2 separate regions of the Homo sapiens genome follow, and region 1 is linked to region 2. Evidence: read pairs that join two places in POLR2A ChIA-PET (ENCODE). Cell type or tissue: OCI-LY7. All regions are shown on one strand. Links, peaks and the distances in the headings refer to the core of each region. The heading gives the core; the rest is flanking DNA.

Region 1 (5,376 bases), core at 201-5,200, 110 kb after region 2:
CAGCCTAATAAAATAATAGCATCTCCTCACATGGCAAGTTGTGAAGAACTTGTGAGAGCAAACATCTGAACCAAGCAAGCTTTATTTAAGTGGAAGAGATTATTTTTATTGGAATAACATGAGGGTTGGTAGTTTTCAGATACCGTGTGAGTTTCTCTCTACTTTCTGAAGGAGCAGAGCCCCAAACAACAACTCCAGAAGCAGGTTTTCAACATGACAGCTTGACAGCCACCTGCCTCAACGGCAGGATTAGGAGGCTCAGAGGCCCCGTGAACTGATGACATCACTTGGAAGTGAACAAAGGTCAGACTTACACAATTCCCAAACCCTTGATGTTGGGTTCACAATGCAGGCCAGGTTTTGATTTCCCTGTTTGAGACCAGAGGCCAGTGGCTGTCATTTTAACTTTATCTCAGCATAACTGAAACGGCCTTTTCATCTCCGCAGCCCACCCAGCCTATCCCCACTGCCACTGCCACAGCCTTAGAGCAGGCCCAAGCTAGCTCAAAGCTCCCAAGCCCAGGCCTCCATCTTGTCCTCCTACAGTGCACATCCCATGTTACAGGTGGTTGCAGTCAGTATCACCTTCCTACAGCACAAGTCTGATCATGTCTCTTTTATGTTGAACCCCTCAATTTGTGTGGGATGGGACACTTAACTTTTCCATATTCTTATCACTTAGTTATGCCTCACATAAACAGCACATCACTGTTTCACCTTAGCCTGATCATTCCTGTCTTTCCTCATTCTTGCCTTTTATAAAAATTACCAAGCTATTTCTTTCACTTCATTGTGTTCTCTCTCTACAGATTGGGAATGTTTACATGCTGTTTTTATTCTTTTAGTGGTTACTGCAAAGTTGACTGTACGTGTTTATCATAAAGTCTTGCAGTCAATCCATATCTTCATTCCTCTCCTAAGATTTAGCTCCAGTGCTCCTGCCCTGAACTCAGAGTATTGTTTAGAATAATTTAATTCTGACTTTTTAACATCTTTGCTCTTAACTTCTCCTTCATTTTTCTTTATTCTTATATTTATTTCCTGCACTCTGGAAACATTCTCTTTCAATGTGTCTAATCTTTTGTTTAATCTATTGACTGTGTTTTTCATTTTGGTGGTTATATTTTTCATTCCTAGAATTTCCATTTGTTTGTTATTCAAATCTGTCATTTTTGTTGGTTTTCTGCAGTAAACTCATCTTTGCAATTGCATCCTTTTTGAAATAAAGACAGGAGGCAGGGTCAAAGATGAATTCATCACGAAAATTTAAAAATACTTAGAAGTAAGTGATAGTGAAATCACTACATATCAAAGCTTATTGAAAGCAGCATATGTAATATTTGACCTTTTTTCCAAATATTTGAAACAAATTCAACATTAGAAGCAAATACTTGAAAGAAACCTTTCAAACAAATTTGTACAAGCCTTAAATACTTGTATTAGGAAAGAAGAAATTAATCAGGTAAGTCTCCACCTTAAGAAAATGAACAGAAACCTTAAAGACAATAGAAGGAGGTAAATAATAAACAGTAGAAATTAATGAAGTAGAAAGCAAAGAAAAATAGAATTAACAAAGCTGAAATCTGATTCTTTTGAAAGAATAATCTATACTCATTATCTTCACCTCGACAATTTGGCTTTTACCTCTCTGTCATTCTATGAATGTTACTATGGCAAAAAAAAAAAGGTTCTAATAACTTCCTGGGTATTGAATATTAAAGAACTATTGTTAGTCCTTATCTAATTTGCCTTCTGGGTGGAATGGGTATTCTTGACTACTTCCTGAACTTCAGACTCAAATATCCTACTGCCTGTTCAAAATCCCCACTCAGATAGCTAGTGAGCATTTTACACTTATGACCAACATTGAGTCCATGAAGTCCTCCTTCCCCAAATTTACTCCTCTATTTTCCCTATATCAGAAATGTCAACTGTGTTTTTCATTTCTCAAATGGGAAATATTTCTCAAGTTCTCTTTGTTTCCCTTCTTGATCTCTTAAAGTTTATTCTAAACCCCAAAGCCATAATAATCTTCAAAAATACAAATTAGATCATATGACTCCCTTCAAAGCTTCTAGTAGCTTCCTACCACCCTTAGAAAAAAAAAAATCCATACTCCTTACCTTGGCCTTCATGATCTGGCCCCTGCTTGTCTTTCCAGCCTAGCTCTCCCCATCCTTCTGCTCATCGTGGTCCTCCTGCCATCCTGGGCCATCACATGTGTTTTTGCCTCAGGGTCTTTGTGCTTGCCACTCCTTCCCTCTGCCAAGAATACTGTCAGCCCAGAACTCCCATGGCTCCCTCTGTCCCTCCATTCAGGTGTCTGCACAAGTATCTCCATTTTAGACAGCCTTCCTTAACACTATGTTTAATACAGGATACACATGCCTTCCCCATCCACACTCACTGTTTGCACCCCTCACACTATTTTACTTTTATTTGCAATACCCATTACAATTGACATTCTATTTGTTTATTCATTTGTAGGTTATCGTCATCCATCCCTGCCCTACTAAAAGTACACAAATTGTCTTACCAGTGTGTCTCCCATGTCTAGAACTGTGCCTGGGACATCATGGGCTTAATGACTATTTGGCAAATGTGTGAATTACATGATTACATGAATTAATAAACAGGCTAGATTTGGAAGAGAAAAAGAAAGATAGGACCCATAGATAGAAGGGGTTGCAGGCAGTGTTTTAACTCTCTGATGCCACCTTCTTCATGAAGCTTTCCTAATTTCCAACTCTCTCTGCCCACAGCACATTAGGCCTGTTCTATAGCACAGAGTCCACCTTCCAGCTTGGGTACGTTTAGACTGCTGTGATATTCTTGAGAACAGGTGCCATCTTTCAGTCACCTCTGCACCTCTGGTGCCTATCCTCGTCCTTGCCATAGAACAGATGCTCAATCAATGCTTGTCAAATTGAATTAAACCCATAATGGCTACACTCACTCCAGCCAAAAATGTCTTTAGCTTAACTGTTAAATGAGTCACTTTCACCAACAAAAACCAGATTTTAAAATTATTGACAAAAAGACTAAATGGAATGAAGCTCTTTCTAGATAATTTTCCTGCTTCAAAGCAGCCTGAGAGCAAAGTAGAAATGACAATATATTGATAGCTTCTGGATGGTAGGGACTAAATACAATGAATCATTGTAAATCCTACAGTAACTCAGCACTAATGATTACCAATGTGATTTGTAAACAAACAAATGTTGCATGACTTTTTTAAAAGCCCCTCCCCCCTTTGCAGTTTTTGAATTTGCAAAGTACCCCCAGAAACGATCTCTAGGTCCCCCTCAAGCTAGATGATTAAAAATGTCTAGTTTCATTTAGGAGGAGTTTTGTAGTTCTTAAGTCCAAGAAAGTGAAAGCTCTGGGAAGCATCACTGTGTGGCTAAGGTGTGCTGAGTGGCTGTGGCTGTGCTTTCTGCAGCCTTTGCTCTTCCAGTGTTGCTGGGAGATCAGGAACCGTATCAACCAAGGTCTCTTCCGGCATCCACTGGCTCCTGGAGAGGCCAAGGAGTATTCTGCTCCCTGCTGTCACTTTTCAAGATACTTTGCTGGCCCGTGAACAATAAGCCATGGGCTCTGGGTGAATGAGGCTGCTGCACCTCTTCAGGCCGTCTCCCTTGGGCCTCCCCACAACACCAGAAATGCACTTTGAGCTGCATATGCACAGGTGATCTTCAATACCCTCTTCCTGAGCTAGGCTGACAGTGAATGTGGGTGAAGAAAGAAGGAAAGGAATAAAGTATGTGAGAAGCACCATGTGCCTTTGAAATCACAGATGTTTGTCAAGTGGAAAAATACCAAACCCTCAGCATGTTTCACTTTGTGTTTCTTGGAAACATTTCATCAAAGGGGCAAAATAAAATGTGCCATCTCTACTGGAGCCAGGTGAGAGCTGCTTCCTTCTTTTCTCCACAAACAGAGTTGCCATTTCCCAGTATTGGTCTGAAGAGTGCTGAGGCCCTGAATGCCCAGAGGGAACTGCGGATTGCGTCACACGGGTGCCCTTTCAGGAGAACATCCCTGCCTGACATGTCTTTGGGAGGCTTCCAGCAGTCTCCAGTTTTCTTCTCAGTCCTGACGTCTTCAGGGACTGTGCTGTGGACAGTGCCGAAAAAAGCTGGTCCTGCACAGCTCCTGGAAGCTGCAGCCCACCCTTGCCCCTACCCCAGGCAGAGGGTAACCTCAAGGCCATGACTTCCTCCTCCTCTGGTGCTGCTTACTGTGAGCCAGGAGGGTGGCCTGGCCAGGCTTCTGAGGTCCCAGTCAGCTGCAGACCCTTGTGGGGCAGCCCAGAGCTCCAGCGAAACTCACCCAGCCTGGGCAACAACCTTATACCAAGCTGTGGAAGAAGAGGCCCCCCAAGCTCTGCAGGGGAGTGAAGGATCCCTGTAACATTTCCAGTGGGCACTGGCTCTCAGGAATGGTTGGCTTCGTATTCTAAGCTGAAGTGGTGAGGGCTGGGCCCACAGGCGGACTCAACCAGCCATTGTTAGAGGTGGTATCGCCTAGTGGTTAGGAGTGCAAGCTTTTGTTTCGAATAACCGTGGGGAAGCCCCTTAGCCTCTCTGAGGCTCAGTTTCCTCACCTGAAAATGCGAGTGATGCTACTACCTCCCTCAGTTTGTTATGAGAAATACATGAGATGATGTTTGCAGTGTGATTAGCAGAGTGCCTGGCATTTTAGAAGGGCTTGACCTATAAGGGTGTTATTGCTAAGCTGAATGAGAAGAGCCTGAGGTGTAGAGAGATATATAGTCTTCACAGGACATGCGGCAACTACCCTCCACTTACAAAAGTCGTGGTAGACTGGAAGGTGTTGAGTAAGGCTGGAGCCAAGTGGTGATTGTGAGTGAAGTCCTAGACTCCTCTGCCCCAGACTCCAGTCCAACAGGACAAACTGTTCCGGAAGGAAGGATGGTCTGAGCCTCAGCTGGTCGGGCCTAGTGATGCCATGTGGGACAACCTATTCAATCTTCATAACCACTCTGTAATAGGTGTATAATTATCCCATTTTTCAGATGAAAAAATTGAGGCTCAGAAAGAGATGTTATAGTTGTGGCCCAAGATCATACAGTGAATATGCAACAGACACTGTTCACCTAAACACAAACTTCAAAGCTTACATGAGGCTGTAAAGCAAGGGGACACTAAGAACAGGTCTGGGGTGGTCCAGCAATGGGGCTGTCTGGAAGTGGCCCCTGTCCAGGGGTTTCTGTGGCCTGGCCTCTAAAACCCCTGCTGTCTGCCTATTCTTCAAGCCTAGGCCTCTGACTTTCTGCAGACTATCTGAACCTCCATATATCCTTCCATAAACACCTTTTATGTAAGTAGCCAGAGTTGGTTTTTGCTCCTTGCC
Region 2 (5,376 bases), core at 74-5,073:
CTTTAGGCTCTTTTCAAACACATGCCTTCCCAAACAGACTTGTCTTCTGTCCCATAAAGAGCAGAATCAAATAAAAATCTGCTCGAATGGATTTTCAGCATTCGAAAATTTCAGCATTTCAAATCCCCAGCATTCTTCTAGAACATCGGAATGGGCAAACAACAGCTCATGAACTAAAGCTGTACTGAACCATGCTCACGCATTCACGAATTGTCTATGGCTGAACTAAACACACTGCAAGGGCAGAGCTGAGTGGTCGCAACAGAGATGGTCTGGACCCCAGAGCCTGCAAGATTTACTGTCTTCCGCTTTTCAAAAACTGTGCAGAGCCTGGCTGTAGAACTTCAAAGCAGTTGAGGGTCAGAAGAGAATTCAGGAACAAACAGAAGTGTAAACACAGTAGCACTTGGGTGTGAGGGGGCCCCCAGATGCAGACTGCCCAAAGAGGGTGAAGGTTCGAGCTGGGACAGCGGGGGTGAGACTGTCAGAAGAGGTAGTCTGTAGTTGGAGCCCCAGGAAGGAGCTTCCGAAACCGCCACATGTGGTGAGGAGTGTGTGGGTTTGACACAAGATAGACCCGGGCTGAATCTGCCTTCATGGTTTGCTGGCTGTGTGATCTTGGGCAGGTTTTGTTGTCACCCCGGGCTTTGGCTTCTTCAACTCTACAAGACGCCGCCTACATCACAAGGTTTCTGTGAGCTTTTGATGAAATCAGCAACAGAATCAAGTGCGTCTCTGAGAGCTGACGCAGCACAGTGCTTCAGAGCCTGGGCTCTCAAGGTTCCAGCTGAGGTCCAGCTTCAAATTCTGCCTCTAGCTCTTGGGGCCTCTGGGTCCTGAGAAGTGCCCAGCCCCTGTGTGCCCATTGCCTCATCTCGCACGTGAGGAGGGTAACCATTCCCAGCCAAGAGCTACTATAAGTATTAAATTCCAAAAGCAGGAAAAGTGCCCTGCACAGCACTTGGCACCCAGGGGGTTCCCTTTGCTCTTACTACTGAATTGTCCAGCATGCCCCAACCCATGGCAGGCGCTCAGTAACTCTGATTTCCTTCCATCCTTCCTTTTCTATGTGGTCAGAAGAGTGGTGTGACAGAGAGGCCCGGTGCTGGGAATCCACGTTTGCCCTGCTGCCAACTTGCTGTGTGGCTTTGCGCAGCTCACACAAATGTTGTAGATCACTAAAATGTTGCTTATAAAATGAAGGGGTTAGTCTAGATTCAGTGTTCCAAAACCCTGAAGGAACAAACTCTGATGTGATGAGAATCTCTCAGGAACCTGGTAAAACATCCAGCTTCTTGAGAAGATTTTTAGAGATTCCCTTAGAATTCTGGAGACCTGGAATGGGCTGAGGTTAGAATTTGTCTTTTAAATGGGTACTTTGGGCGATTCTTGACATTAAGGTGGTCAAGAGCTCAATGAGCTCGAAGGTCCTTTAGAGCTGTAAAGTCCTGAATGCTCTGGTCCCACAATCCACATCAAGTGTGTGTGTGTGTGCGTGTGTGTGTGCACGCGTGTGCGCGTGTGTGTATATGTTTTGAGAGGGAGAGAAGTTGTGTCTCCGGACTGATTTAACTGTCAACTGGGCACTCGATTTCAAAAAGATTTGAGGCTGTTAGCTTGACGTTGCATGATCATCTCACGTCCTGGCAGCCAATCTGCAGGGGTGAGCTGTTTGTCGCTTTCTCCTGACTCATGTTTGCTTATCTCCAGAAAACTCTGCACCTTCCAAACGGGCACTGCCCCAGGGCCTGCAGCTGGAGTGTCCCAGGCAGCCATTCTCGTAGGCAGCGCTTTCACAATTTTCTAGAAAATTCACCATTTTCCCAGCCCCACTCAGCATGGGTAGGGGCTCCACCAGGCCATGTGTGAGGGAGTCAGCAGCCAGAATGTGGAGCCCAGAGGCGGGAGGGGGCAGGGGCACACACCAGAGGCAAGAGGCTGAGCTGGTAGGGGTGGTAAGAGCACTTGTCTTTGGAATCAGAAGCCTACTCCCTGAGTCCCAGATCTGCCAATTACAAATTGCATGCCTTGGGCAAATTACTTTACATGTCCAAGTCTCAGTTTCATCATCTATAAATTATCTGTGCAGAAGGCACTTCTGAGAGTTCAATGAGATCATGGCCAGCCTGTATAGTAAATAGTGAAACTGACCCAGCTCACAAGTGGTTACCATCTCCATACAGCATTGTTTCCCAGTTCTCTTGAAAGCTACACCTGCGTACCACCAAGTTTCTAGACTAAACCCAGTTTTTTTCAGACACATAGACTGTGGAAATGCAAATACTGTAACATCCGGAGAGCACTGTAAGTTACCCTCCCTTCCTGCCTGTTTTCAGCCTTATCAGTAAAATCACTGAATCCCCTAGGCCTCAGTGCCCAGCCTCAGGGTTTGTTGAGAGAGGGAAGACCCAGAGGGCAAGGGTAAAGATTGACCCAGAGACTCAGAGGGTAACAGAGCTGTCCTGGGCTCAGGGAGCTGCAGGTGGGCTCTGCAGGGCATTGACCGTGTGCTTGTGCACCTCTGGGTGTGTGTGTGCTTTCCTTTGTATGTAATTAGTTGTAAATGCACATATTGGTATGTGTGTGTAGCAGGTGTCCACACTGTCTGGGTGTATGTGACCCTACAGAGTATTTTTTCTCCAGAAGTCTCCTCCCTAGCTCATCGAATTGAAGCCCACACACTAAAAACGGGAGGCTGTGGTTTTGATTCTGGCTGTCCCCTAGTCCCTGCCTATCAGGCTACACGTGGGGACTGCAGGCCCCGTGGGTGGCTGAGGAAATGAGTGGGTGAGTGGGCCTCGTTGTGGGTACTCCGCTGCCTCTGCCAAGCTCCCTAGCCTCCTCCCCCTCCCCCTTCAATTCAACAAGGCTCTCACTTGCATTATTCCGTGAAGCCTTATGAGAAACCTGTACAGACACTAGCATTAAAGAGCCAAAGATTGCCAGAGCCGAAAGAGATCTTAGAGATACATAGTCCTACTTCCTACTACAGAGGAGGAAACTCTAAAGCACAGAGAGGTGAAGTGACTTGCCCAAGGTCACACAGCCAGTTGCTGGTATTCTCCTTTATTCATGGACGAGCATTTGTTTGCATTCCTGCTATGCATCTGGAACTGTGCCAGGTGCTGGAGAAGATGCCAGGAAGCCTAACTCAGGTCAGGAGCCAGAGGAATTATTTAGGAAATGACATTTAAGCCATCACTTCCCAGAAGGGTGACTGACAACAACTAAGTCGGAAGAAAGGCCCACGCAGGGGAAACTCTGCAGGGAAGGGCTCCGAGGTTTGAAAGAGCTTCACATGTTCAAGGAGGACAGGAGCGAGGGTGTGAGGATGGGGAGATAAGTAGAGGCCAACTCGTGCAGGGAATGTGAATGTTATCCCACACACTGAGGGAACATGTAAGCTGGGGAGGGCAATAGTTTTAAAAGACCATTTTTCAAGAAGACACTGGCGGGAGCAGGAGCAGAAGTAGAGATGAGCTCTGTGCTGTTCCTCCTGTGCTGTCACAGGCAGGCACAACCTCACTACACCTCACAACAGCCCTAGGAGGGGTGCTGTGTGCCCTCTTCTTCCAAGAGGCCAGGGCCTGCCTAGATGCCGCTCAGCTGGCAACCTGTGGAGCCAGCACTCCAATTTCACACTTTTGCCTGCTAAGCCTTAGTCCCTTTTCTTTAAATTGTCTCCCATTTACTCTTCAGCCCCCTGGGATAGGGCTTTGTCTCCTCTGCTCCCTGCACCTGACTCTACAAAGTCACAGTGATGTGCGGCATCCATTCGCCTGTCTGTACAGGACTTGATGCTGCCAACCGCTCCTCCCCTGGCTCCTAGGACATTGCATTGTCCTGGTTCTCCACCCGCCTCTCTGTCCACTCCTCAGCCTTCTCCGGTTTTTCCACCTTTGCTAATTCTTCCTGGATAGATGCTCCTCAAGGAATCTGTCCTGGCTGACTCTTGCTTGCTTGGGTGCTTTACACCACAGAGGAGGCTCCAGTTACCATCTCCTCACTGTGATTCCCAGTTGTCCATCCCTAGCCGGCCTCCTGGTCTGGAGCTCTGAAACTATACTGGTAATTATCTGCATCCTCTTCTGGAAATCAGCATGACCAAAGACCCCAGACCTTCTATCCATGTTTTCTTCTCTTGGTTAATGACATCACCGTCTACCAAATTTCCCACTGCAGAAACGTATTCCCACGCCTCTCCCTACACATCATTTCTTCCACATCTAATCTGTCATATGTCATCCAATATTACTTTCTAAATCCTTTTTCAGTCTTTCTTTCCCATCCCTATGGCTACTACCCTAATTCATGTCCTATCAACCTCCTTGGCAAGGTATACAGGGCCCCAGGGGTGAAACTAGGATGAAGGGGCCTATGCCCATTCATCATGGCCTGTCATAACAGGAAGCCAACTCAGAGGCATCAGGCCTTCTTCCAGAGAAAGAATGTCATCTCTGTGCAGGGGTGGCTAAGAGAAGGCCAGCTCTCCCTAACCCAATGAGACCAGCATGTGGGTTTGCACAAATCTGTCCTGGGTAGGTCTCCCTGCCCCTCTCTCTCACCAATATGGCACTTCCCTCCCCAAAGGGACCCATCACTGCCAGCCATGCCCCATCACATATTCACACAACTCACGGTTGCTTAACCTGGTGGACAGATTCTAAGATGGCTCTCAATGCTCCCTGCCTCCTGGCATGTAGGTCCCTTTGTCTGTCTCTCTGTTGACTGTGGGCAGGACCTATGACTTGCTTTTAACCAAAAGAACACTGCAAAGGTGGTAGGATGTCATTTCCGTAATTATATTACATGAATTATAATTTCAATCTTACTGAAAGACTCTCTCTATTGCCTTCTTGGCTTGCATCCTTCAATGAAGCAAGTGCCACTTCAGAGGGCTCCATGTGCGAGGAACTGAGAGTGGTCTCCAGTTGACAGACAGTGTTGGCCCTCAGTCTAACAATCTGCAAAGAAGTGAATTCCACTAGCAACCACATCAGTGAGCTTGGAAGTGGATTCTTCCACAGTCGAGCCTCAGATGAGAGCCCAGCCTTGACCAACACCTTGACTGCAGCCTTGAAAGCGACCCTGAAGCAGAGAACCCAGCTAAGCTGTGCTCTGATTCCTGACTCTCAGAATATATGAGATAATAAATGCATGTTGCTTAAAAGTGCTGAGTTTGTGCTAATTTGTTACAGGACAACAGGAAATAAATACACTTGCTGTCACTTACGTGTGAACAAAAGGAGGTGAGCTCTTTCTGCTGTAAGCAGGGGCATATAACAAACAGATGTGCACCAACCTCAGCACAAACCTCAGGACCGCCTCATCTTACTGGCCTTACCTGTACATTTCCCACCATGCCAACTTCTCTCT

The links. ChIA-PET counts read pairs that join two places held together with the same protein. Peaks named below come from ENCODE experiments on the same cell type or tissue, not always from the same donor. Only the 100,000 strongest peaks of a DNase experiment are listed, where the experiment ranks them.
Region 1: POLR2A ChIA-PET joins it to region 2 with 5 read pairs; 5 of 35 experiments call an interaction of 5 or more read pairs at or near these places.

What each region holds. Positions count from the first base shown.
Region 1 is chr1:117,539,882-117,545,257 of GRCh38, reverse strand. No RefSeq gene overlaps it. Among named protein-coding and RNA genes, the nearest start is that of TENT5C-DT, 63 kb to the left of the region's middle. In OCI-LY7, for the core only: no CTCF peak of the experiment used is centred there; no DNase peak of the experiment used is centred there.
Region 2 is chr1:117,651,623-117,656,998 of GRCh38, reverse strand. No RefSeq gene overlaps it. Among named protein-coding and RNA genes, the nearest start is that of TENT5C, 48 kb to the right of the region's middle. RefSeq lists enhancers at 179-318, 679-788, 939-1,008, 1,827-1,986. In OCI-LY7, for the core only: no CTCF peak of the experiment used is centred there; DNase peaks (open chromatin) are centred at 588, 2,228 and 4,398; H3K4me3 peaks cover 3,560 bases; H3K27ac peaks cover 5,000 bases.